Linked DNA regions of Homo sapiens: region 1 is linked to region 2. A link is an interaction called in ENCODE POLR2A ChIA-PET data of the cell type or tissue named here. Cell type or tissue: PC-3. All regions are shown on one strand.

Region 1 (2,500 bases), 1.3 Mb after region 2:
GAGCAACCACACCCAGCCTATAGTTTAACTTTAAAACAAGAACGATAATGATCCCTTCCTGAAACTAACCCCCTCCTTGTTTGGGGACAAAAACCGTTTTTGTAAAACTAGTGGAAGTCCACAAGTTTAGAATTTTGGTAGGAACCTGAATTCTGTAAGATGCAGGCATAAACTCTAACCAGTTTTTGCTTTTATAATCTGCCTTTTTGTAACTGCTTACTACTCCAGAGTCACATAGCCAGTGGTCACAAGATTTATAACATCTCCAATTGTCACTATAGATAATGTCACTATTGTAAAACCTAAAACTAGTGTTTGAGTTATTTTTCAGACTTTACATTCTGATGGACCAACTGGTGCCACTGGGACCAGTAACCCATAGCAAAAAATGGACTCAGTTGATCCTGTGACCCCCTTCAAGAACCGATTCAACACAAGAAGACAGTTTCAACAGCCCTATGATTTCATCCCTGACCCAGCCAATCACCATTCCCCATTCTCTAGCCTCCTGATGGGCAGGAGGCTAGAGAGGTTCAAAGTTTTTCATCCTTGAAAGACTGTAGCCTCCAAATTCTCAGGAAGGCAGATTTGAGAATTATCTCTTATACTTGCTTGGCCACCCTGCAATTATTAAACTCTTTTTCTGCTGCAATCCTGTCGTTCTCAGTTTATTGGCTTTTTTCTAGGCAGCAGCCAAGAAGAACCCACATGGTAACATTCTCCTGATTAGACTGAGGTTGTGAGTTTTTAGGAAGCACCCCACAAACAGGTTGTGGCTTTCTCATAGTGTGATATCAGATGGCATGATATCAACATGACTTTTTACTGGTTAATTGACCATGATTACATGTATTAAATTAACTGAAATTTGTCCTGAGGCTGCCTCCCTACCTTTAGGGCCGATGTAAGGACTGCAACCTACCTTGGTATGTAAACAAACAAAGCATAGCTTGTTAAACTTTTATAGCTGGCTGAGTCAGCCAGTTACAGAAGCTGAGCTAAAGCCAGTTACAGGCTGCCAACTAATCAGACCATTTCCAAATAAGGCCAAAGTTGAGCTGTAACCAGTCAAGCTGTTTCTGTAGAGCACTTCTGTTTTCTGTCTGTAAATACTCCCTGCCCACTTTATAGAATTCTCTGAACCTCTTCTAGTTCTGAGTATTGTCTGATTCAAGAATCTTTCTTTGCTGAAATGAACTCGGCTAAACTTAATTTTCTAAAATTTGTCTTTTAACACTTGGTTAAGGTGGTGTCTGATAGGTTTCTCCCTATTTTTCCCTTTCCAGTCTATATACAGAAGTGGGTCTACATGTCCAGCCCACACTCAAGGGGAAAGGAAATAAGCTCCATTTTAAATTTGTGGTTATATTTTTAAATTACCACACTGATTAGTAAATTCAGGGAGAGATTCTTTGAGACTATGCAAATACCCTATTTCTACTTTTCTACTGATTTTAGTTATCATTGGTGGATCTTGGCTGCAACCATTACTACTGTGGTGTTCCAAATGGTGATTTGTTGTGTGAACTCTGAAAACTTGAGACAGGTCTCAGTTATTAGAAAGTTTGTTTGCGGCCGGGCGCTATGGCTCACGCCTGTAATCCCAGCACTTTGGGAAGCCAAGGCGGGTGGATCATGAGGTCAGGAGTTCAAGACCAGCCTGACACTCTGTCTTAAAAAAAAAAAAGAAAGTTTGTTTTGCCAAGGTTGAGGATGCAGGCCTGTGACACAGCCTCAGAAGGTCCTGACATGTGCCCAAGATGGTCGGAGCACAGCTTGGTTTTATACATTTCAAGGAAACATGAGACATCAATTAACATATGTAAAATGAACATTGGTTCTGTCCAAAAAGGCGGCAAAAGCGGGACAACTGAAAGCAGGGAGGGTGCTTCCACGTCAAAGGTAGGTAAAAGACAAATGGTTGCATTTTGTTGTCGTTGTTGTTATTGTTGTTGTTGTTGAGACAGAATCTCACTGTCATCACCCAGGCTAGAGTGCAGTGGCGCAACCTCGTCCTACTGCAAACCTCCGCCTCCCGGGTTCAAGCTGTTCTCCTGCCTCAGCCTCGTGAGTAGCTGGGATTACAGGCACCTGCGACCATGCCTGGCTAATTTTTGTACTTTTAGTAGGGACGGAATTTCACCATATTGGCCAGGCTGGTCTCAAACTCCTGACCTCAGGTGATCCACCCGCCTCAGCCTCCCAAAGTACTGGGATTACAGGTGTGAGCCACTGCACCCAACCTTCATTCCCTTTTTTTCTCTACACAGTATCTCCTCACAGAGCAAGAAGTTTCAATTTTAATAAAGTCCAATTTAGTAATTTTTTTTATAAATTGTGATGTTTGTATACAATTTAAAAACTCTTTGCCTAATCAAGGCCACAAAGACTTTCTCCTACATATTTATCTATAAGTTGTAGAATTTTAAGTGTATTTAAGCCTATAATCCATTTTGAGATAATTTTTTACGACATTGAAATATGTCAATATTCTTGTTTG
Region 2 (2,500 bases):
CATGGGGAACCATATAAATGGTGACAACGTTGTCATCTCATGTTAAGATCTATGAGAGGTTTGCTATACCCAGAAACATTTAGTAACATGTACACCCAATACATTAATTTACTGTATATTTTGAACCTAAGGGAAACATAGCCGTAACTGCTCCCTCAATGGGGTCAGATGCAGATTTCACTGTTCTGCTTGGCCGTGGTGGGGATCCCCTTCATTCTTCACATTTTTAGGTCCTTCTTTCTTAACAAGCACTTAAGGAAAAATAATAACCTTCAATAGGCAGAGAAGAACTGTTTTGTGGTCAAGGACATTTATGTCTTAAGTCCCTGCTTAACATCATTAATCAAATTCTCAAGGTTTATTTATGAGAAACCAGAGAATGTCAAGGGTCCAAGACTGAATCTTGATTTTTCTATTCCAAGCACCAGTTTCCTCATGAAGACTATAGTCAAAAATAAAATCTGTCTACTTGATGGTTGAATTTATTTCTGCCTAATCACCTATTCAAACACACCAACTGAGGATCTAAAATATTTGTGTGTGTGTGTGTGTGTGTGTGTGTGTGTGTCTGTAATTTTCAGTAGTCTAGAGCAACAGACCTCCATTACTTTAGCCTTCTAAACACACATTTTACTCCCTGCGAATGACTTAGTAATGGAATTGTCTGATTTAGCTGGAAACTTGGCTTTTCTCTATTCATATGCGACTTAGTGTTCCAGCAATTCTCGTTTATAACATGTTAAAACTACTGGGCAAACTTTACATGCAATGGAAAAAATTTCACGTACATCTGTGAGCCCATATACTGAGGCGGGAGGCGTGCAGATGGAGAGGTATGGAGGAAAATGTTAATTTCCATTTTTCTCTCTGGGGATGCAAGCATTTAGCCTACAGCACTGGGAGCCTCATAAGTTATTACGCTGCATGTGAGACTATTGTCCTCTTCGAAACAGTAGAGTGTCTGAGAAAGCATTAAATGCTAAAAGCAAGAGAAACTGCTTTAAAGTTATGAAATTTTAATGAGACATTTGCTGAGGCAAATGTCTGAAGAGGGTAAAAATTTTAACATTCACAGAGCTAAGAATATAATTCAGATGTTTTGGTGATAGCTGGCACAAAGAAAATAGAAACAACTTGTATCATTGACCAGCAACTGCTCGCTGGGGTGTGATTGAACTTCTTGTTGCTAAAAAATCTAATGTGAGTATGAAAGACAACTTAGTATGTTTTCCTTGATCCAGAAACATCACCATGTGGACTCAATTATATCTGTTGTGACGGGATAGGTTCTCAAAGTCCCAGTGGCCTCCAAGTGTGCTTGCTCTAAGCCGATTATCTCTGAGGTCATGGGACAGAATGGTGCCCAGACCCAAGTAAGATGCTCAAGTCACATGGCTTGCTAAATCATACAGCAAGATGCAAGGAGAAAGAGAGGAAGTAGGTTCACAAACTTAGGAAAGGGAGCTAGCAAAATGAGAAGACCATGACACCTGAATCCGGTGTTACACAACCTTCACATATCCTGTTTCTCTGACACATAACCCTGCCCTGCGGTGGTGTGGTTTCAAGGTCCAGAGCGCAGGGTGAGCAAGGGGCTTAGTAAGTGCCCTGAAGCTAGCACTCACTTCCTCCCACAGAGAGGCACATGTTCAGGGACTCCTGGCCAGCAGCTGGGGCTCACTGGAAACTGCTGAGATGCTCTGGGATTTGTCTGCATATCCTAGGTAGGAGACATATGGGGCCAGAATGGAGGTAACCAAAAATTGAGGAAGATCTAGTGCCCCATAACTACTTAATGCTTCCTTAGGCCTTTTCTCCCTTCCTATCCATGTTCAACACACTTAGGCTGAACTTACTTTTCTGAGTCTAATGATTCTCACAAGCTACTGACTATTCTGTAGTCAGCTTTATGCCCTTAATTTGTATCTCTGTGTTCTATAAAAGAATTCAATAATCTCAAATGATGTAACAATTACACTTTTTTAGGTTAAGATGTCAAAATGAATAAATCATAAAGTAAAAATGTGGATATTTCCTTTTATCATGCAAAGCTTACTACAGGAGTTTTCGCAGGTTCTTGTAGCTTTCTTGTACCTCCCAGGATTCTCCTTTGCAGCTTTTTCCCATCACAGGAGTTGTATAGCCAGGGGCTAGAAGTATAATGAGCAGCTCCCGAGATATCATAATATTTCTCTTCTGTCTGCTCTCCTCCTCCTCTTTCTTTCCAGCATCCTCTCCTCCTCTTTCTTCTCATTTTCCTTCTCCACTTTCTTTTCCTTCCTTTCCTTCCTTCTGGTTAATCCTGATTTGGAAATTTTGGGTTATATACTTGCAAATCATTTACCCATTAATCTTTTATCCAACTGTAATATATCTTACTTTATGTGAATAATAGTGAGTAGAAACTCACCAGGTACTAAACTAATTAAAGTTTTTCCCATGAATTGAGAAGCAGCTGAAATATTGACTGCAGAACACTGCTTTAATTATGGTTCCTGCC

What was found. Peaks named below come from ENCODE experiments on the same cell type or tissue, not always from the same donor. Only the 100,000 strongest peaks of a DNase experiment are listed, where the experiment ranks them.
Region 1: POLR2A ChIA-PET joins it to region 2 with 6 read pairs; 1 of 35 experiments calls an interaction of 5 or more read pairs at or near these places.

What each region holds. Positions count from the first base shown.
Region 1 is chr10:37,860,015-37,862,514 of GRCh38, forward strand. It overlaps ZNF248-AS1 (ZNF248 antisense RNA 1), which reads left to right. Exons shown (of 2, transcript NR_186559.1): 2 at 1-652. Among named protein-coding and RNA genes, the nearest start is that of ZNF248-AS1, 3.5 kb to the left of the region's middle. In PC-3, no CTCF peak of the experiment used is centred here; a DNase peak (open chromatin) is centred at 997; H3K4me3 peaks cover 1,218 bases; H3K27ac peaks cover 1,905 bases.
Region 2 is chr10:36,533,260-36,535,759 of GRCh38, forward strand. No RefSeq gene overlaps it. Among named protein-coding and RNA genes, the nearest start is that of ANKRD30A, 590 kb to the right of the region's middle. In PC-3, no CTCF peak of the experiment used is centred here; a DNase peak (open chromatin) is centred at 1,562; H3K27ac peaks cover 2,500 bases.